Linked DNA regions of Mus musculus: all the other regions are linked to region 2. The links are chromatin loops, found by intact Hi-C in ENCODE. Cell type or tissue: left cerebral cortex. All regions are shown on one strand. Links, peaks and the distances in the headings refer to the core of each region. The heading gives the core; the rest is flanking DNA.

What was found. Peaks named below come from ENCODE experiments on the same cell type or tissue, not always from the same donor. Only the 100,000 strongest peaks of a DNase experiment are listed, where the experiment ranks them.
Region 1: a loop joins it to region 2, with 8 times the contacts of the local background. A loop is called at or near these places in 3 of 42 quality-filtered maps.
Region 3: a loop joins it to region 2, with 4 times the contacts of the local background. A loop is called at or near these places in 8 of 42 quality-filtered maps.

Annotation. Positions count from the first base shown.
Region 1 is chr10:99,477,420-99,485,110 of GRCm38, forward strand. All of the region lies in intron 1 of Gm34983 (a long non-coding RNA gene), which reads left to right. Among named protein-coding and RNA genes, the nearest start is that of Gm35035, 21 kb to the left of the region's middle. In left cerebral cortex, for the core only: no CTCF peak of the experiment used is centred there; DNase peaks (open chromatin) are centred at 3,329, 4,383 and 4,763; H3K27ac peaks cover 1,256 bases.
Region 2 is chr10:99,319,203-99,326,893 of GRCm38, forward strand. No RefSeq gene overlaps it. Among named protein-coding and RNA genes, the nearest start is that of Gm34921, 52 kb to the left of the region's middle. In left cerebral cortex, for the core only: no CTCF peak of the experiment used is centred there; DNase peaks (open chromatin) are centred at 3,567 and 4,303; H3K27ac peaks cover 1,856 bases.
Region 3 is chr10:99,259,121-99,266,811 of GRCm38, forward strand. Dusp6 (dual specificity phosphatase 6) reads left to right here and starts at 4,111. Exons shown (of 3, transcript NM_026268.3): 1 at 4,111-4,971; 2 at 5,424-5,861; 3 at 6,872-7,691. The coding sequence starts at 4,572. The coding sequence ends at 7,179. In left cerebral cortex, for the core only: a CTCF peak has its summit at 3,942; DNase peaks (open chromatin) are centred at 3,110, 4,032 and 4,883; H3K4me3 peaks cover 2,500 bases; H3K27ac peaks cover 2,355 bases.

The DNA of each region.
Region 1 (7,691 bases), core at 2,375-4,874, 160 kb after region 2:
TAGCTTGACTTTGCTTTTCTGCATTTTGCATGTGTGTGTGTTTGACATATTTATATATGTTCACGTGTGTGTGCTTGTGTGCATAAAAATGTGGGGGTTGGGAACTGAAGTCAGCTATATTTTTTAAATCATTCTCCACCTGAAGTTTTGAGATAGGGTCTCCCCTAAATGCAGGGCTAACTCGTCAGGAAGCTCTAGGGATGTGGCTATCTCTACCTCCCCTCAGCACTGGGCTTATAGATGCTTGGCACTTTAACCAGTGAGCTACCCATCTCCCCAGGCCCATAACCAGTGTTTTTCAAATGGAGATGACGTCCTCTAGAGAAAATATCAAGTTGATGCATTTGAATGTGCCACACTTCCTTGTCAGTTCAAAGCACTGGATTTATTTTAATTTCATAAGATTCATTACTATAAAAATGCATGAAATTTTCATGTGCAAGCCACTGGCATTACAAAACTTGAAAGATGTTATGATACAGGCTCATGAACATAACGTCCCCCACTCTTTCAAGAAACACGCAGTTAAAATACTGAATTTTTTTATGATTATATAACAACTTTATATAACAACAATAACAATATTCTCACTCCCAGCCTATATTCATTTATTCTGCCCCCAGTATTTGCTAAGTGCCTACTGCCTGCCAAGGCTGTGGATGCGATAAGGCATAACGGCTCAATCTTCAGGAACACCTTTGTGCTTCTAGCTAGCCTTCTTTAGTAATTCATTACATAGTGCTTGATGTTGAATTACATTTCCATTTCTGAGTAAACATTTGGCTCAATGAACACTCAGTCCCTGATGCTTGATAGCTTAGCTGACTCCTCCTTCACCGTGTTTACAAACTCCATTTATATACATGACTATTTCCTCCCCACCCCCCAACTCACTGATGGGACACAATCTCCTGCCAACGTACCCAGTACTGCCATCTTTCCATGTCATGAGGGAACATAATTTGCTGTATTCTTCCAACTACAATAACTACCTGCTTCATTTTTTTTTTTTTTTTTTTTTGGGGAATACAAGTGAGTCTTGATTTATTTTTAAAAATTTTTGTTTAGATTTATTCATTTTATTTTGTGTGTGTGTTTGTCTGCATGTATGTTTATGTGCCATGTGCATACGTGGTGGTGCCTTTGAATGTCAGAAGAAGGATTAAGATCCCTTGGAACTAGAGTTACAGAGGGCTATGAACTACCATGTTAGGAACTAAACTCACATCCTCTGTAAAGTCAACAAGTGCTCTTGACCACCAAGCCACCCTTCTAGTCCTGAATGTTCTTTCTTAAATATCATAAACTGATGACAACTCTGAATTGACCATTATGTCTACAGAATCCTGCAAAATTCAAATCTAGTCCTTACCATTTGTGCTGGTTTGAGTGAGAATGGTCCCATAGACTTACACATAACTGCTTGGTCCACATTGGTGGGATTGTTTGGGAAGGATTAGGAGGTGTGGCCTTGTTGGAGGAGATGTGTCATTAGGGGTGGGCTTTGAGGTTTCAAAAGTCCACACCATTCTCAGTTGTTTCTCTCTCTGTGCCTTGTGGGTATATTTCTTTCTTTCCCTTTTTATTTTTAAAGATTTATTTATTTATTATATGTAAGTACACTGTAGCTGTCTCCAGACATCCCAGAAGAGGGCATCAGATCTCATTACGGATGGTTGTAAGCCATCATGTGGTTGCTGGGATTTGAACTCACGACCTTCAGAAGAGCAATCTGTGCTCTTAACTACTGAGCCATCTCTTCAGCCCCTTGTGGTTGTATTTCAACCTTTCAGCCACTGCTCCAGGGCCATGCCCGTCTTCTTGCTGTCATACTCCCTGCCATGATGAACATGAACTCACCCTCTGAAACTACAAGCACATCCAACTAAATGCTCTCTTTTATAGTTGCCTTGGTCATGGTGTCTCTTCACAGCAATAGAAACATAACTAAGCCACATGCATGAGCAAAATCATTAATAACTCTGTAGACATGAAAGTAACTTGTACATATTTCCATAACATTGATAATTGCTAATATGTGTTACTCTGGATCTTTCTCATAGTCAGTGGATTTTGCTAAACTTATGTTGAACTCCTGTTGTAAGTCGTTGGAGTGCAGAGCTACAATATCTATTGAAAAATTTCCTCTAGGCGCAGCTCCCACATACGGAAAAGGGTTGCTGGGAAACGTCAGTCTCATGCTTGTACTGGCAAGGGAAGGCAGAATCAATATGATACAAATCACATACCATGGTGTATATTTTTTTCAGAATGAGTAGAAAACAATCTAGGTGTGTTTGAATAAACTTTATGCCATTTATTCACTTTTAAGTGATAAAACCAATGTACAGAAAAGTTAATCAACTTGTTTAAAAAGTTGCTTGGTGCTAAGTTAGAATGTCAAGGTTCAAGGCCAGTGATTAGGGACAACATAATGCTTTTTTTGCTGAAGCCGCTTTTCATTGTGTGTGTGTGAACTGGGTTCCATTTATAGCTTTTCTATTTCTAAATCAGGCTATTTTTAAAAATCAAAGACCCCGTTCTTCAACAATCTCTTCTCTTTTTCCAAACCTGCTGTGATGGTTTTGAAACTCCATTCAACTGCCTTAACTAGGGCCACTTGACCTGAGTGGTCCTCAAACGTAAACACGCATCAGAGTCAGTTGGAGGCCTGGCTAAAGTGCAGGTTCTTTGGCCTTATCCTTTAAATTTCTTACCTGGTGGCTCTCCATGATGTGTGTATAAGATTCTGTATCTCCAGAGCTGGGGTGAACTGCTTGCTGTCCAAGCATGGGTATCTGAATTTAATCCCCATAATCCACGTAAAAAGTTAGGCATGGTGGTAGATGCTTGTCTTCTCAGCACTGTGACAGTGGAGACAGGCCGATCTCTCTGGGCTTCCTCATTGGCTATTCTAGCTTCATAGCCTACCTTCAGACTCCTGTAAGAGACCCTGTCTCAAAGGGCAAGGTGGACAGTTCCTGGAGAATATTTGATGGTGACTTCTGGATATACCCCACAGGCATCTCCCACCCAAAATACACATACATGCACACCTGTATTCTTTATTTCTAAGACGTTTCCAGAAGTCACTGTTTGTTGGGGGGTATTTTGGAACTCTAAGTCTACGTGAAACTGGCTTGACAACACCTTGATGAACAGGCTGTCTAATGGCTCTTGTTTCTTTGTTCTCAATGCTTTAGCCAGTGAAATGTAGTAAGTTAGCAGATATTCACCCATCTAAAAACTCGGTTGTCCTGTACAGTCATCCGTCACTGGCTGCCACATGGATATCAATGTGAGAATGACTACATATCTGCACAGATGGCTTGTGAGTCAGCCTGGAACAAGAGAGGAGCAACTTAGCATGTCTGATTAGTATTCGTGGCTCCTCAGGCCCAGCCTGCCTTCTTCTTCTTTCAACAAAATAACGCTAGGAATGCCAATGAAAATAAGACAGCCATAAAATGATATGCCATGAGGTTTTGCATGTCTCCAATATTTAAAGAAGCAGGACTACCATATCTCACTAGTAGTCAGAATGCTTATGTGCAACATGGATTCCAAGTTAGAGAATATAAGTATAGCATACATGAATATAAGGTCTTGAGGAGCCTTCAGATTTTTAGAGGACTTGTAAGTACCCAGAGCCCATGCAGAATCCCCTGGAAGGAATGTGAGTTAGCTCTGCAGCCTGTATTCTAAAGGACAGCATTGTAGAAGGAGATTACATTGATTGTTGAATGGTCAGTCTGCTGTGGATATCTGCTATGACTATCTTGACCAAATCGTGGTTTATTCTTTAGTTTCTAAACTGAAAGCTTGTAAAATATCAGTTCTTGGCTTTACATATTCATATAAGGATATTGACATATTAATCTGAAAAGTTGGGGAAATACAATTCACTAGGATGCTGTTGGAGCCTAACTTTGCATTCTTGAGATCTGAGAATTCATTAAGATTTTCAACTTGAATATTATAAAGATAATCTGGTAAAAATTACAACCAATACTGATTCCTTTGGTACTAATGATGACCTCAGTGCTTTAACTTAAAGCAATATATTTCTAAGGTATGGGGCAATTTAGTGGAATTTTGAGAATGTTTGATTCTATGCATGATTAATTCTGAGAATTCACTGTACTATTAGTTATTTTATAGCATATATTGAGTTTAAAAGACATGGCTTTAGTAGTCGGCAAATCTGATGAATTGAAAGAATGAGGCATCTCAGCTTACTTAAATCTATGCATTTTTCAAATAGCCCCAGACCAGTGCAGGCTAAGAGATGCTGAATAGAATCTGAGGCAGGAGCATCCTGTGTGGGTTCCTCCAGTTTCTTCCAAGCAGTGCTCTCTCACTGGTAGCTGTGCCACTGTGGGAAACATGAAAATGTTAAAACATGGGCTCAACACTTATGCTCAGAGAAAGTGAGAGACTCTTTCTCGCTAAGGTGCTGGACAAAAACAATCAAAATGAGCATGGGGTGTTCACTCAGTCCTATTTAACCATTTTCCCATCTGAGTCCTGTGTCCAGGTGGTTATAGCATCTCTTCCCTGGGCCATGAAAAGGAAGTAAGAGGAAGGCCCACTCCTGGTTCTGGATAATATCTAGAGGTCAAGCACAGCCCTTCTGGCTCACAGGTATAGGAAGTACCAGCATCTGTTGTGATCGAAGCCAAGGGTGACTCTCTACATGTTGGATGTCTCCAGTCTTTCGGAGGATTATGTAGAAGCTTGGCTCATTGGAGGCTGGGAAGTTGGGAGGCACTATTTTTATGTCACAGTTGTTTTGTGGGTGGACCCTACCATGTTCATCTCTTGCTAAAAGTGAAGCTCCTGGAAAGTTGCTGAGGTCTGTTCAATTTATTTACTGATTGATGATTGATTGATCTGAGGAGAGAATGACAGGGTCTTGGTTCCAAATGGCACGCCAGCTGTTATCTAGTCCAACTCATATCTAGAATGTCAGTCTTTTATACCAGCCTAATTTTACTTCTGAAAACCAAATGAAATGCATAGCCATGGGATTATTTGCGAGAATTGAAGATAGAATCCATGAAGCCTGGTAAATTTTGTTTTCTTTATATCACTCCTGAGTAAACCATTCAAGGCTTGGTGTTGATCATGCTCTGATCAGAGAAGAGACACTGGTGTTTATACAAAATGATAGCATCCAATGAATTCTTAAAGCGCTATTGCACTCTGTATAATAACAGAATGAGTCTATTGATTTATAGAGATACCTTCTGCTTATCCCTCATTAGGAAGCAGGAGAGTTTTGTTAGGACTAGCTCATGTTACACATAATTGGATGATCATCCAAGTTAATGAAAAGTGTATAGAATACAGATGGCTTCAGCTAATCTTGGTTCGCTACCCTCTATATGATTCTTAGAAAAACCATTTGACTTCTTTGGAACTGGAGTTATTTTTGAAATAAGAAACTGATCTAGATAGTCAACTTCTCAACTATTGGTATAAATAGTGCAGGTTCCAACCAATCAAAACCAACACCATTCTTGAAAAATTTAACCAAAGGAACTAAAATATCCTAGAAGAATGTCCCTATAAAACCTCTCTTATGTGAGGTGCGCACAGTAACAACCCACAGCATTAACCTGCATGGCTTGGATACACCCTCACTAGTCTCTCCTCACATGAAGCTTCCGGCTGATGATGCTGGGGTATTTCTGGAAACTGCATTGCAAATAAATATCAGAAGAAATAATCATTCTCTGTAAAAACAGTCTTGGAACAAAGAACAGGAGTTGTCAGTTTAGGATACGTGTATCTCCCCAGGTTTGTCTGTAAAACAGATCGTAAAATAACGTAGAGAGTGGATGGATGCTAAAACGGCAAGCAATCTGTATGGCCACGAAAGAGGCCATTTCTGGAGCCGTATTCAAAAGCTTGTCACGTTTCATTATATTTCTAAACGCCTCCACATTGAAGAGAGGACAATTGTGTGCCTGTAGGTGAGTCCGAATGCTATCCTTAGTGAGGTCTAGAGATAAGAGCCGCAAGGAGACCAGAATCCATTTAGGATGAATTGGGCAGAATAATTCTAAATTATGGCATTGAAATTCCCACTTCATGTAGAGGAAGGAGATAAGGTAAAACACTCCAGTTAATGGAACATGAGCTACTAATTTCCTGAGGAAGACAAAGGGAGGGGAGTCTACTGCTCTCACATCCAATGAATAAATTTTTTTTCAGTCTCTGGGTTGACAAGGGGAGACTGTACCATGGGAGAAAATGATAGGAGAGGCAGCCTAGGATCAAAACAGGTAACAATGGGAGACAAACAATGACTCTTATCTCTCCCACAGGTGAGTTCAGCTTCCTGGCTTTCCACAATCTTACTGACCAATGAACGAGGTGGGCTCCTTGACCACAGATGCATCTAATTTCTCTCTCTCTCCCACCATGCATTTTAATCATTTGTGAGTAGTTCTCTCTCTCTCTCTCTCTCTCTCTCTCTCTCTCTCTCTCTCTCTCTCTCTCTCTCTCTGACATTCTTTAATATTTACCGGAAAAGTGGTGTCTTTGTCAAATGAATGAACATGGACCCTTCGCCACGCTGATTCCCTGAGGATGTGAACAGGGGCACTGAGTACTGTGGACCTGTCCAGTCCTTTAAGATGTAAAAGGCACTATGGTTCAAATGGTCTATCTCCCTGGCAGTCTCCTCTCTGTTCCCCTTCTGAGGTCTCACCAGACTTACGGCTCTTTACCATGGAGAGGTGGACCCCTTTCTGTTAGAGGAAGGAGATGGAGTGAGGTGGCATCGTGACCTCTGAAGACGCTTCTTATGTCTCTTCTAAGGAGAGTTCTTTTCCTTAGAGGCCAGACTCCACCCCCTACACCTGAAGATTTGTTTCTCTGGACTGGATAAAAGACACAGGAGAAGGAACCATAGGATTTTATGTTTGAAAGGCTAGCTAGCCTTGTCCACACCCTCTTGCTGAACCTATTACTTCTGTTTTCAACATCCTTGAATAATCTGACTCTCCCCCCTCCCATCTTCTCCTTTCCCCTTCCCTCTTCTCCTCTCCCCTCCTCTCCTCTCTCCTCCCCCCCTCTTTCCTCCCCTCCTGTCTTCCTTCCACTTTCTCTAAGATTCCTTTTTTCTTGCACATGCTACCAGGAAAAATTTCTTGATTATATTGTTGAATTGCAGTTAGGTTTCAGGGAAGTTGTGGAGAGATGGATTTGCAGTAAGTAACTTTGAGACCTAACTAAGCTGTCTGTGAGGCCTTCCTTCTTCCAGGTATATTTATAACTCAGGTTGTAGAGTGGGGAGATAGTTTAGTTCACCAGTTCTCAACCTGTGCACACAACCCCTCTGGGGTCAAATGACTCTTTCACAGGGGTCACATATCAGATATCCTGCATATCAGATATTTATATTATACCAAATAACTAACAAAATTATGGTTATAAAGTAGCAACAAAGATAATTTTTATGGTTAGGGGTCACCACCATATGAGGAACTGTCTTAAAAGGATCACAACTTTAGGCAGGTTGAGAAGCACTGACTTAGTTGGTAAAGTGCTTGCCTTGTTTTTTTGATACTCAAAACCAATGTTAAACAAACAAAAACCAGCTGGACATGGGAGCATATGATCCTCTTGATCAGTGGGATCCTGGGATTTGAGTACTTTTTAGTGCTCTGGACATTTGAGCT
Region 2 (7,691 bases), core at 2,491-4,990:
TGGAATCACCCTGAAAGTTCTGAAACAATGAAAGTACAGTTACTTGTGAATACTTTTATATTGGAATCTGCTGTGTTAATAGAGTGTTAGGGCTTTACAAACAAAGACTTGTTTTCTTACCTTGCCTGTGGCTGGAAATCCAAGATGTCTACTTAAAACTTTTAGTTTATTGCCACTTATAATCGTTCAAATTCTGTTCGTCCTTCCTTCCTTCCTTCCTTCCTTCCTTCCTTCCTTCCTTCCTTCCTTCCTTCCTTCCTCTCTCTCTCTTTCTTTCTATCTATTTATTTAGTGTGTGTGTGTGTGTGTGTGTGTGTGTGTGTGTGTGTGTGTGTGTGTAGGCAAATGTCAACCTCAAGTGTCTTTCCTCAGGCAATATCTATTTCCTTTTCAGAAAGAAGGTCTTCTATTGACTTGGAACTACCAGATTAGACTATCCTGGCTGGCTAGTGAGGCCCCAGGGATCCACCTTCCCAGTGCTGAGATGTATAAGGTTAAATAGCCACATTTAACAGTGAGTTTTGCTGGACTGAACTCAGGTCCTCACACCTGTGTAGCAAGAAGTTGACAGACTGAGCTATCACGCCCAACTCTCACAGGCAATGTTTGCTTTTAAAGCATCAAACACGGCTAGAAAGTTTGCGTTGTGAATATTGATATTATGGAACAATTTGTACTATACTGAATGCTAGTTTGATCCCCCTGATAAGTTACATTCTAAGGAGTACAATCTATGGGAATTTGGGAGTATTTTTCAGGAGAAGCAAAGTTTATTAAGGTGGTTTTATAAAATCATGTCATTTACATACTATGATGGTTCGTTTATGTGACAACTTGAATGGACTAACGGAGACCCAAATAATTGTTAAAACAGTATTATGGGGTATATCTCTAAGGGTGTTTCGGGGAGAAACTATAATTTGAATCATTGGGCTGACTGAAACAAATATTCTTCATCAATGTAGGTAGATACTGTCCAATCTACTAGGGTCCTAAATAGACCAAAAAGTAGAAGAGGGGCAAGTTTACTACTCCCAACATGTATAGTTCATTTTCTTCTGCTCTGGTCCTTGGAGAGTCTGGGTTTTAGACCATTGGACTCTGGGCTTCACACCAGCACCTCCTCCCCCTCCCCAATCCTTCTGTGACTCTCCTGATTCTTTACCCTTCAGAGGCAGTTTGTAGGCCTTTGGGGTTTCCTTAGTCTCATGTGGATGTCACTACGTACTTATTTTAAATTCTGTGAATTGTGGAACTTGTACACAGTTCCACAGTTAGGGATAATCAGCCTCCAGTTTAAGAATACACTTCATAGCCAGGTGCCCAGCATTTGGGAGGCAGAAGCAGGCAGATTTGTGAGTTCAAGGCCAGCCTGGTCTATAGAACAAGTTCCAGTACAGCCAGGGCTAGAGAAATTCCATCTTGAAACACAAAAACAAAACAAAACAACAACAACAAAAAACATAACACCCCTGTATACTCCACTATCAATACCCTAGAGCCTTCATTCATGTTTGGTCTAGATATTAATTTCTGTAAGTGTCCATTGACTAATCTTTTCCTTTTTTTAAGCACATATTCACTGTTTGAAGCTTCTCTCTTTATAATCCTCCTTTTTTGGTGATTGCTTCCTTTGTTCAACATTACAGTTATAAGAGTCATTCACGTTATGGGCAGTAGTAATTTCCTTTATTTCAAAATTTCAAAAGCATTTCATTATATGAGTACTTTATCCGTTGCACTGCTGGTGGATATTTGGACTGTTTCCAAGTTTTGTCTATTATGAATTATACCGCTACGAACACTCTCCAACTGGCCTTCTTCTGAATGTATGTCTATATGCAGCATTCCGGGTCATAGAGTATGAGTTTGTTCAGCCTTACTCTTTCAGCGAGACGAATTTTCTAAGCAGTAGCACTGACTTGCAAACAACCAGATGTGTGTAGATTCTCTAACTGCAACACACACCTGCGAATGTGTGATGCCCTTTCTCACCCCGGGCCAAGTCAGTTTCAACACACACCTTTGTATTACGTACATTATTCATACTGCACAGTGCTTTGAGCCCAAAGAAATGGATAAGATGGAAAGAAAGAGAACCTGGATCCTGGGGTGCACGCCTGTAAGTTCAGCACTGTGGAGGCTGAAACAGGAGAAACTTGAGTTTGGAGCCAGCCATGGATGAAGCAAAAGAAAGAGAGAGGGCAAAAGCTGCCGGAGCTGGGGAGGGGATCTGACTGCATTCTGTTCATCTCTGATGTAACAAGTTGTACTCCTTTGGAGGACAGTTTCCAATGCTTTGATACCCTGATTTGTTGGTTTATAAGGATACCATGTTTGGGTAAATGTAACAAGATGAAAACATGAGGTGAGATATAGGAAAAAAGACCATTCTCTGAAGAGGTGTAAAAACTGGTACTACCCCATTCGTTAAAACATCTTGCTGCCTACACTTTTATGCATCTTCACTTCCTGCATTGATTGCTTCATCTCTAGGACACATCTACCAAAATACTCATGAAAAAGTATCTAAAATGCTTTAGATACTGGCTTGTTTATGTATATGTGTTTGCCTGCCTATCTGTGTGTGCACCAACGCACGAGCAGATGCCTGCTGAGGCCGGAAGAGGGTGGTAGAGGCTCTGGAACGGGGATGACAGGCAGTTATGAGCCTACTCAATGTGAACCCCTCTACTCTGCAAGAGAAGCACCAAGCCATCTCTCAAAAAGCTAAATATGTATATTTATATATACTAGTCTTTGAAGTTAAGTCTTTGGTATTATTACATCACCTCCCCCTTCCCTTCGCTCCCTCCCACCCTTCCCATGTTCCTCCCTCCCCATACTTTCTCAAATTTATGAGTTGCATTTTTAAACTGTTGTTACACACACACACACACACACACACACACACACACACACACACACACATTGTTGAACACATAACTACAAGTTGCTTCGTCTGTGTAATGTTTCTTGCATGTATATGTGTAACCTGGGACCTTTCCCCTGTGCACTCCTTCCCAAATAACAACTCGGAGGCTTATTTATTCATGAATAAATGCCTAGGCCATAAGCTTTGCCCCCCTTCCCACAACTAGCTTGTAACTTATATAGACCATTGACACTATTTTATGTCTGCCACAAGGCTAGTTACATCTCAGGTTTATGCGTCAGACTTCCTCCAAGTCTAGGGCAAATCCCCTGCCTTTATCTCCCAGAGTTCCAGTCTTTCTAGCAGATGTCTCACCTTCTAATTCTACCTCAGCATACTGGCCATCAGCTTTTTATTGACAGGTGATGCTTCCACACAGTACACAAGAGATTCTCTCTATCTATATGGTTTCAGAGCTGGCTACTTGGTATTGGACAGGCAAACTTGAGTGCTCTTCCCTGGGGAAAGACTGTTTCTCCCAGTGCCAGGGTTCATTAGTTGCCTGTCGTTCTCTGTCTAAGGTTGAGACCCCATGAGATTCATGCTAGTCTGTCTATTGGAATCATCCTTCTTTAGGACTTGTGTAGGAGCGATGATGCTGATGAGAGTTCATGGGTGTTGCTGCTCTGACGTTTCTAGGAGGGAAAAAAAAAATCTCACAGCAAACTTCTGGTTCTGGCTCAGGAATCATAGTGGGAGAGAGTGGGAAGACTGAAAAAGTTTTTGTAATTATTTTTTTATTTTTTACTTTTTTATTTAAAAGTGTTTGGAGATTTGAAGAGGAAGAAGTCAAGGTCTTAGCCTCTGAGTTCTTTCTTTCCTTTTATACCTTTTGATCTGATTTAACATATTTTCCTCCTAGAGATGCTGAGGGGGAAGACAAGTGGTTTGCCATCCGTAAAGGCCCAAAGACTTGAGTTCATGCTCTCATAAGAAATGACACCAATGTCCTGACTGAACTATGGTGACAGGGATCCAAATTAGAGACTCAGAGTTGCTGTGAAATTCTGGACCATGGGGTCACCTCTCATCCCTGACTCAGAGTAATGGTGGAGAGGAAAGAGCGACTAGATATTTTCTGAGCAGTGTCTTCAGTTTTCTTCTATCCGCATACCTCATGCTTTTGTTTTTGAGGGGGGCAAAAATCTAGTCTAATAACCTTATGAGGGGAAGGGTTTAAGGCTTCCTCATACTTAAAGCAATGCTCACCTGTGCCATTCTGCTGGCTAACAGTAGCTTCAATAAAAGTTGGCTGTGAGGGAGGCTGCATTGGACGCAGGGAGCTGTGTGTCTCTGGGTTTGCTTGCTAATTCTGTCCGCTACTCCCACTACATGAGCCATCTGGAAGGAGGGAGCAGGCTTCAAGTTAAATTTGGACATCTATGAGGCATGAGATGCGTAGTTGCTCTCCTCATTTGAATTGAAAATTTGATCCAATTCTGGAGACTTCTCAGTTAGCAGCGACCTTCTGGATTGAGCCGTAAATCTGGAACCGACGGGAACATTATTTGCTTTGGTTTAACAGGGCAAAGTGCTGTCTCACACCTAGGAGGAAAGCAGTAGAGGGACACTTGTGTCGCCACCATACCTGTCACTTTCCTTTAAGTGAAGCATCCTGCAGAACTTTAAACATGGCCCTATGCCTGAGTTATCCTTAGTACAACAGTCTGGTAACCTGGACTCTATACAGAGACTTTCTAATGCTGTTCTCATGGTGTCAGCCAAAGCTTCTGTTACAGCATTAGTCAGCTAAGGTCATAGTTTATAGGATGAGAATAAGAGGAAAGTCAAGTGGTGTTGGCACATGCCTCTTATCCCAAAACTTGGGAAACAGGGGCAGGGCAGGATCTCTGAGTTCAAGGCCAACCTCGTCTATATAGTCAGTTCTAGAACAAGCAGAAATAGATAGTGAGACCCAGTCTTGAAGAAACAAAAGAATAAAAAAAAAAACAAAAAAAAACCCAAAACAAACTAACAAACAAAAAACCAAAATAATAAACAAACAAACAAATAAATAAATAAGGAGCAATCAATGCATCGTTGCCAGAGAATGCCAAAGCATGCAATTCCTGCTGCTACTGCGTGACTGACTTAGTGCCCTGTTAACTGCAATTTATACCTACACAGTAGCTAAAGCTAAAAAGCATTAATGAGAGAGCATCAGCAAGAGCTGAGGTTTGCATCAAAAGTATATTTACTTTCCAGAGGTTGCAGCATTAGGTGCTGAAGGAATTTCTACTCCCCTTTGGTCTCTGTGGAGAGTTCTGTGGAGGCTATGCTATTATTTGGCAGTTACTCTCCTGGTAAAACATACCCAAGTCATTACAAAGATGCATGTAATATGTAAAAGGTGGATTCAAGAGAAATTTCATACTCTGCCTCCTCCCTTTCCTGGTGGAAGTAGGGATTGAACCTAGGGCAATGTGCATGCAAATCAAATGTTCTGTCCTGAGCTGTAGCCCCAGATGTAGTTCCTTCTTTTCTAGTAGGACACAGACAACGTGGAATAGATGACACACATAAACTCTACAGAAGAGTCATCACTACAAGCACTCAGAATTTAACAGCTGGAAGGGTAAGTGAAGAATTTCAGCCCATAATCTTTTCTTTGTGCAGATGAGGCAGAGCAAGCTTATAGGAATTGAACCGCATGCCCGCTGTAGCTCCGCCCCCCGCCTCCGCAACCAACTTGTATAAAGTTATGGGGTAAATTTAATTATACAACAAGCAAACACTGAGAAATATAAGAGGAAACTGTGTGCTGGCAGAGTTGAAGCACACATCTTTTAGAAAACACAATTTAAAAAAAAAAATAATGTCGGCCACTTTTCTGAGTTCAAAACAGTGTGGCTATGTCACTGAGAACCACACTTTTTCACATAAGACACAGCTTGATTACAAAATACAACATGTCTAGCAGGCCATTTAGTTATTTATGGATTTAATCAAAACATCCAGCGGGATAGAGACTATCCTGCAGGCATGGTTTTATCCTCCTGTATGGCATTCCTCTCCTATGGAAGAGTGTAGACTCATTACCTAACGTTCCACTGATTCTAAGGTCTACAGTTCTCTCTCTAGTTTGATATCTTTATACTAAGAGACATGCTAAAATTAAAAGAATGTCATAGATCCACATTCTCCTTCTTAATTAATTTTTTAAAAAGAATTTCATCCATGAGTATTGTGTTAGCATCACTTAGCACCTCTCCTGATCTCCTGCAACTCTTCCCATGTCTCCACACCCCCCCCCCCAGATCTCTAACGTCTTCCTTAATTATTGTTTCCCACATATAAACATGTATAGCTATAATCTGATGACATTTAGTGTTTAGTTAGGGATTGGGTAACCTAAGAGGGAGCTTGTCCCAGGAGAACACTGATTCTCCCTTTCTTTGCACTTACTATTTGCCCTAGTCTCTCATGTAGGGGTGGGACATTGTGATATTCCCATCCGTGTTGGCGTGTCAACCGATGTTGTCATTGTGCGGGTCTTGTTTAGGCGACCACATTGTGAGACTTCATGGTCATATGTAGAAGACATTATCTCCCAGCAGACGCACTGGTCCTCTGGCTCTTACAGTTCTTCCACCGCAGTTTCTCTGCAGTTCCTTGAGGCTTAGGTATAGGGCTTATATGGAAGATGTATCAGTGTGTACATGGTCAGTAGTTCTCTCCGTTTTGACTTGTGGGTTTCTGGAATGGCCTCTCTCTGCTATAAAAAGAAGCTTCTTTGATAGGATGTGAGAACTACGCTTACACGTGGGTACACAGTTGAGTATCTAGAATGAAGTAAGGCATGATTCTGGCTTAGGAAAGTAGCTGTAGGAGGTTCTCCTTTCAGGTCCATGGAGACTGGCTATGGATAGTTGGCTAGCTTTACATTATCAAGCCGGAATTGAGCAGGCCTTAAGCCCAATTAGACAGCCATTGTTTAAGTTTTGATTTGACTTCATTTTATTAGAATAGTTTTAAATATAAGGGCTAGGGATGGTTGTACTTGGATAAGCTATTTGGCATTAATTAATTAATTAATTAAGATAGGGTCTCTTTATGTGGCTCTGGGTGTCCTAAAACTTATTATGTAGACTAGGATGATCTCAAACTCAAAGAGATCTGCATGTCTCTGCCTCTCTAGTACTGGGATTAAAGGTATCTGCCCTATACCCTGATTCTACCACCCCTCCCCTTTTGAATTGTATAAAAGGATAATGTTGTCTCCTATTTGAGCTTAATTCTTCCTTGGTATCTTGTCATTTAAACCAAGTACAATGGACCTCCTTAAAACTCTTTAGGGTGAAGGTTTCTGGGGATTTTGTGATTCTCATAGAAACATACATTTGTAGGAAACTACATTCCTCTGGGAAGCATTGGCATTCTCACGTGGGTTGTATTCCAACAGTTTGCTTGTGGCTGCAATGCTTCTTATAAAGATTAAAAAAAAAACCCAAAAACAAGTCAGGCAAATTGGTGCATGCTTACAATACCACATTTGGTCAGAAGGACTTCCACCAAGCTCAAGTTCAGTTTGAAGTGTATAGTGAGCTATTTCACAAAACCCAACCAACCAAACAAAGAAACGAACAAAAATCCCAACCAAACAAAGCATAGAAAGAAGTTAAATGCACATAAACACAAATATACACATGCATAAAACTCAAAGTCTAAAACATACAGTTCATATTTGTATGTGCGTGTGTGTGTGTGCGTGCGTGTGTGGTTTGTGCACATGTATGCACATATATGTGGATATTGA
Region 3 (7,691 bases), core at 2,981-5,480, 60 kb before region 2:
AAAAACCTATTTTTGTATGTATTTTCATATATGAGTGTGAGGTCACCAGTGTGCTTTGGAGCCAGAAGACAATCTCAGATGTTGCTCCTCAGGACTCATGCGCACCTTGATTTTTGAGACAGGGTCTCTTACCAACTAGACGGGGTTGGCTGGCTAGTGAGCGCCTGTGATCTTCCTATCACTACTTCCTTAGTGCTAGTGTTGCAAGCATTGGTTTATTTTCAATTTATTATTATTATTATTATTAATGTATAGATAGATAGATAGATAGATAGATAGATAGATAGATAGATAGATAATGGGTTGGGTTTTTTTTTGAGACAGGGTTTCTCTGTGTAGCCCTGGCTGTCCTGGAACTCACTCTGTAGACCAGGCTGGCTTCGAACTCAGAAATCTGCCTGCCTCTGCCGCCCAAGTGCTGGGATTAAAGGCATGCGCCACTACTGCCCGGCTTCAATTATATTATTTAAAAACAACAAACAAACAAACAAACAAAACAACATGGGTTCTGGGGATCAAACTTGAGTCCTCATACTTACAAGAAAAGCCAGTACTTTACCGGCTTGTCATACGGATTTCATTCCTACTACTTCCCTAAAACGTGGAGTGAGAGAAGAAATGAAGTGAGTGAAGAAGTGAAGTGAGGCCCAGGGCTGCCTCCATATTGGTGAGTCATACAGGTAAGGTTTGAATTCAGGCCCATGCTCCTAGCTAAGGAACTGTGAGAGTTAGAACCCACGATACATACCCTAAGGAAGAAAGAACTATTAATCTTGTGAATGGTTGACTAGTGAAGAAAACCACTGGTGTGTGCCACGGAGCCTTACCCTCCCTTAACGTACGTGCAGTGTGTGCAACAGAACCTGTGGTCAAAAGCTGAAATGTACAACTTAGGCAAGTTAAAATCTTTGTGTCTTAGCAGGAAGTAGGAGCTTAATGATCCTTGGACGTGGTCACCTCAATTCTGGCCTCAAGCCCTGAGCACCTTCTCTGCTTTAGTTTAGCCTCGGGTCAATTCCTTCATCTTCCTTACCTAACTTGTGTTAGGTTTTCTAAAGACTGCACAAAATTACTCAGGGAGACACAGAAACAAGGCCGTGTCCACCCTACAGCACCGTTCCATAAACTCTTTCATCTGTCTCGGTGTAATGAGCCGAAAACATTTTTTTAAAATGTGCATTGGTAGTTTGCCTTCATGTATGTTTGTATGAGGGTATGGGATTCTGGAGTTACAGTTGTGAGCTGCCATATGGGGGCTGAGATTTGAACCCGGGTCCTCTGGAAGAACAATCAGTGCCCTTAGCCGCTGAAACATCTCTCCAGCCCCTGTAAACCAACTTTTTAAAAGGCAACCTCAAGAAGTTAAGACATCCCAGTCCACCAAGGTAACCTGGGTAAGGTGTCATTTGAGCTGGAGTAGGACATCTCTCTCCTGCTTTGCCCCATTATTAAACTAGAGTGAATTAAACTGTTCTGAGCAGACCTTTGAGGGGTTAGCTGCAAGTGAGGAACCTGGCAGGCTATCAAGCAGACTTAAAAGGGAGTGTTTGGGGCAGGAAATTAAAAAACAAAACAAAACAACAACAAAAAACCAACCAAACAAAAAAAGCAAACAAACAAACAAAAAAATCCGACCTTGGCCAAAAAACCTCCCAAAGTGCTCAAGCCATTTTGCAGGTTAGCTCAAAAACATATAAGCATATCAGCTAACGGGCATGACATTCCCACACATGGTGCCCACTTAATATTACAAAGACCCTGTAAAATACAAGAAAGATGACAAGGAGAAAAAACTGTAACTGGATATAGTTAGATCGAAAGGTCAAATTTCCTGAAGGAAGTGGGAAAAAATTCAGACTCAGAAACATAGGTACAAATGCTTAGAGCTCTCCACCAGTGTGCAAAGATATTATTATCAACCTCCCAACTGTCTGGTGCTTCACTTCAAATTTTGGTAAAGAAAAACCCAACCTGCTTCCCTCTTCTGTTTGGAGGTTGAGGCTTGTCCTTCACGTTTCCGCGGAGCACCCCACTTCCCTCCTCCTAACCATTGGTCCCACAGACTGAAATGTCTCAGGGTGGGAAAACCTGTAACAGATGGGGAAGGATCTGGGGGCGTCAGCTGCAGCACAGGCCTACCCCAGCGGGAGTTGGAAGCTAGCCAATGAAATATGGGCGTTTTGTTCCCAGTGCTGCCCAAAAAAGGCGCGGAGAGAGGTTGGAGGCAACCCCCATTTTCATCAAAACGCTCCTTCTGGGGCGCCTGCCTGCGGGAGGGCTCCAAAATTGGCTACTTGGACCTCCAAGTCGCCCTGTTTTAGCCCACATTTCCCAAACCCCGGAAGAGGCGGGTGATTAAAAATGCAAATTGCTTTGCGGGCGACAGTAGGTAGGACCCGGCTGCGAGGCGCTGGGCTGGGGAGATCCCGTGACCTTAGACGCCCTCCGCGCCCCGGATTCGGGAAGGGCCGCAGCCGGCGCTTCCGCCTCCCGGTCGCGGCCGGACAAAGCCCAGCTCCTTTCCCTGGGACCCGAGGGGCTGACCGGATCGGGACGCGCGCCTTCCGCAGGGCCCGCCGTCGCCGCACACAGGTGGTTTTCCGTCCGGGAGGGGCGGCCTCTGCACTTTTATATAACAATAGAACCGAGCGCGCCGGGGATGCGCTCTTGTCGCCGTCGCGGCCCCCGCCGGCCACGCCTCCATCCGGCTCCGGTGCCGCCTCCGTCCTGAGTTGCCTGCGGGTGGTGCCCATGAGACTTCCCAACCCTAACTCTGGAACCATGGGGTCCAGACAGGGACACCTCTGGCTCCTTTTCCGCTCCAGGTCTCTCACTAGGCGACGGTTCCGCGACGGCCTTACAAGCGATCACGGGGTCGTCGCGTGTCCTGCCCCCCCCCCCCCATCCCCCAGAGCAGCAATGCTGCGGCCAAAGCGCAGCGCGCAAGCGCGTTTGGAGCTGCTAGCGTGCTCCTTGCGGGGCCCGGGGACCGCTGCAGCCTAGAAAGGATAGGGGACCGGCCTCTGTCCACAACCGCCACTGTTTACGCTTGAGTTCCCGCAGGCTTGCAGGTCTCCGGGGTGCAGGAAACGTTGGTGAGGCCTGTCGTCCCAGGCACCTAACCTAGGCTGCCTTGCCAGACCGGTTCCTCTTAGAAACCAAACTCTGCTCTTGGCTCCAGATCGTTAAAGGAGCTCGACTCCCCAGGCTCGATGGGTGACCGGTGATGGTGGTGGGGAGCAAGATCTCCGGAACAATGGCTCAGAATGCCCCCACTTCACCGGAGCAGAAGAAAAGTGCAGGGATAGCTGACAAGGTTTTGGGTGCTTACACCACCCGCCCCCCCCCCTCCGCTGCCGCCAAGAAAGTTGAGAAAGCCCGGGGTTGGGGCGCTTCTGGTTTTCTGGACAACCAAACGCTTGTTTGCTTAGTTGCTTTAAAATGTTTCAACAAAACACTAGTTTGTTTCTAGAGATGTTGGATTAGCATTTAACACTTCGTTGGGTCGCTAAAGCCCAGGCAGTCCACCAGTCCCAACACAGCCTCGCCTAAAAGGACATTAGAACAAACAGAACTAGACTTTTAAAAGAGCCAAACAAATGCCACACACGATCTAAAGGAGGACCGGGTTGGGGGTGGGGGAGCAGGGGCGGCGCTATGGCGGGCTTGGATCTAGCGTTAAAGAGAATTAAAAAGGGGGAAAACCCCTCAAGTTTTATTAAGGCTAACTTAAGATTGTAAGCGTCGCGAATAAGGGCTTTTGTGCTTGCTAATTGCACTACTGGTGCGCAAGAGTTAGACGCGAAGTGTGAACTCTAAACAGAAGGAAACACGAGACAACTTTAGTGCCCTGGTTTATGTGCCCTGCTCCTCCTCCACCGCCGCCTCCTCTTCTTTCTCCTTCCTCCCGCCGAGCCCGCAGTTGCAGCTTGTTTGCACTGGGGCTTATCCGGAGCGGAAATTCCTTTCCGTTTTTGTGAATGACAAACTCATTAACAATTCATCAACACAACCTGTTCCAGCCGGCCCGTCCCCACGGCAACAGCCCCTTCCGCAGCGCGCTCATTGGCTGACCGAGAGAATGTATCCATTGAGACGCTGGCTGTTTGTATCCATTGAGGAGCTGCCTCGCACAGGGGGTGTGCTCTCGCGGAGTCCTAGGGACTGTGAGCAAACCCAGTCTTGAATAATCCGGCGAGAAACACCGGGTTGGATCCGAGGTGCAGCCTCAGAGGGAAGGATTAAGAGCCGCTAGACTTTTTTTCTTTTCCCTTTTTCTCCTCTCAGTGGCACGGAGTCCGAATTAATTGGATTTCATTCACTGGGTAGGAACAAAACTGGGCACCTTCATTCAGAGAGAGAGATTCATTGACTCGGAGAGTGATCTGGTGCAGAGGGACCACCGACTTGACTTCTGTGTCGCTTTCCCTAACCGCTAGCCTCGGCTTGGGAAAGGCGAGGCGGAATCAAACCCCGCTCCGAGAGCGGGAGCTTCGCGCAGCGTGCTCGGCCTATGCCTGCCTCGAGGGGCGTCTGCTAGGCACCCCGCCTTCTCCTGCAGCTCGACCCCCATGATAGATACGCTCAGACCCGTGCCCTTCGCGTCGGAAATGGCGATCTGCAAGACGGTGTCGTGGCTCAACGAGCAGCTGGAGCTGGGCAACGAACGGCTTCTGCTGATGGACTGCCGACCACAGGAGCTGTACGAGTCGTCACACATCGAATCTGCCATTAATGTGGCCATCCCCGGCATCATGCTGCGGCGTCTGCAGAAGGGCAACCTGCCCGTGCGTGCGCTCTTCACGCGCTGCGAGGACCGGGACCGCTTTACCAGGCGCTGCGGCACCGACACCGTGGTGCTGTACGACGAGAATAGCAGCGACTGGAATGAGAACACTGGTGGAGAGTCGGTCCTCGGGCTGCTGCTCAAGAAACTCAAAGACGAGGGCTGCCGGGCGTTCTACCTGGAAGGTATGTTGTGCGCCCCGGGTGCAGGGCTCCGGGCTGGGACTGCAGGCTGGGGAAAATGTTAGCGAGGTAGCGATCGCCGCTTGCATTGCGCTTAGGGGAGCTAGCTGGGCCACCGTGGTAGCTTCTCCTTCAAGGGTTAATCAGGCACCTTTCTTTGGGTAGGTGTAGGATTAAGGTTCACAAGAGCTGGAAACGTAGTTCAGGGTGCAGCTTGGCACCTCGCAGCTCCTCGAAATATTAAGAAAAGTAATCTTGTGCATTTCCAGATTCAGGAGAATAAGTGTTCCCAGGGTAAGCAGCGGGTAGTGTTCCTAAAGGTGCGCATTGAAGCGTGCTTCTACCACTGCCGGGGGTTCCTAGGGTGCCTGTCCATAGTGTTCTTTGTGCTTCTCACTAGCTGTAAATTACTACAGCTTCTCCGGTTACAAGATTGCTTTTCTTGTTTCTGGCAGGTGGCTTCAGTAAGTTCCAGGCCGAGTTCGCCCTGCACTGCGAGACCAATCTAGACGGCTCGTGCAGCAGCAGTTCCCCGCCTTTGCCAGTGCTGGGGCTCGGGGGCCTGCGGATCAGCTCGGACTCTTCCTCGGACATTGAGTCTGACCTTGACCGAGACCCCAATAGTGCAACGGACTCTGATGGCAGCCCGCTGTCCAACAGCCAGCCTTCCTTCCCGGTGGAGATTTTGCCCTTCCTTTACCTGGGCTGTGCCAAGGACTCGACCAACTTGGACGTGTTGGAAGAGTTTGGCATCAAGTACATCTTGAATGTCACCCCCAATTTGCCCAATCTGTTTGAGAATGCGGGCGAGTTCAAATACAAGCAAATTCCTATCTCGGATCACTGGAGCCAAAACCTGTCCCAGTTTTTCCCTGAGGCCATTTCTTTCATAGGTGAGACTAATTTACAGTCATTCATAGAGTTGAAGATCTTAATCTGTTTTCCTGCAGGCTGTTTTGCTGGACTGCAGGTCTTCTACTGTCTTTAAGAGTGTTAATTCTTGTTTACCTTCTTGCTTAAAGGGAAAACAGGGCCCGTTGACGTAGCAGATCGGGGGACTATTTGAGCCATTTAATTCATACTTTTAAAAGGAGGCTGTTCCAATCAGCCATGTTTTCCTTATCTCTAGACGACAGGATGTGAGAGGAGAGTGAGTTAAAAGCACTCACTTGCAGACAAGAATTCTAGTATTGCATTATAATTAAAAAAATATATCTAGGAGTTATTTTAGGACACCCAAGTTAGTTGTTGGAAAGCAGTTTGAATACTAGCTGTTACCTAGCTGAGTGATACTGCAGGGTACTGGTTACTGTGAGCCTCTGGGTAACCTGATCCCCCGCAGGAAGGACTGTGGGCTGAGAGCCTAAGAGAAGCGAAGCTCCAGGCATTGTAGTGCATTTCCTATTACAAAGGAACTCATTTTCAGGCCATGTAGACATCCTGTTCCTTCTAATGGGCTGTCCCCTGTGACTTCCCTCTCTCTTTTAAAATGCCTGAATACCCCCATTGTTAGCTGCACAACAGTTGGGAGAATAATTTAATAGACCCTTGCAGTCTGCTTGGTCTGTATGAGAGGCATTCAGGACCGGATTGCAGGGTTTCTGGTATTCACAAGTTGAGGCAAGGAATGTACACACATTAAGGAGTTTTTTTGTTGTTAGAAACTTACTACAAAAGCTCCCTTTACAGGAAATAATCTGAAATATGTGATTGTGTTCAGTGTGCATGTTTATCTCCCGTTATACATTTTCTGGTGCCTTCGGGGGCTTAGTTGCCACATATAATTGTTGTTTACTATTCCTTCTGAATTCAGACTTCAGGCTAAGCATTTTGCAAAGGCTTGGTTCCTTTTTTTTTTTCCAGTCTAGTGAACTCTTGCCTTTTTTTGTGTGTGTTCCCGCAGATGAAGCCCGAGGCAAAAACTGTGGTGTCCTGGTGCATTGCTTGGCAGGTATCAGCCGCTCTGTCACCGTGACAGTGGCGTACCTCATGCAGAAGCTCAACCTGTCCATGAACGATGCTTACGACATTGTTAAGATGAAGAAGTCCAACATCTCCCCCAACTTCAACTTCATGGGCCAGCTGCTTGACTTCGAAAGGACCCTGGGACTGAGCAGCCCTTGTGACAACCGTGTCCCCACTCCGCAGCTGTACTTCACCACGCCCTCCAACCAGAACGTCTACCAGGTGGACTCCCTGCAGTCTACGTGAAAGGCACCCACCTCTCCTAGCCGGGAGTTGTCCCCATTCCTTCAGTTCCTCTTGAGCAGCATCGACCAGGCTGCTTTCTTTCTGTGTGTGGCCCCGGGTGTCAAAAGTGTCACCAGCTGTCTGTGTTAGACAAGGTTGCCAAGTGCAAAATTGGTTATTACGGAGGGAGAGATTTGCTCCATTCATTGTTTTTTTGGAAGGACAGGACATGCTGTCTCTAGATCCAGCAATAGGTTTGCTTCTGTACCCCAGCCTACCCAAGCAGGGACTGGACATCCATCCAGATAGAGGGTAGCATAGGAATAGGGACAGGAGCATCTGTTCTTTAAGGCCTTGTATGGCTGTTTCCTGTTGCATCTGGAACTAACTATATATATTGTCTTCAGTGAAGACTGATTCAACTTTGGGTATAGTGGAGCCAAAGAGATTTTTAGCTCTGTATTTGCGGTATCGGTTTAGAAGACAAAAAAAATTAAAACCTGATACTTTTATCTGATTATTGTAAATATTTG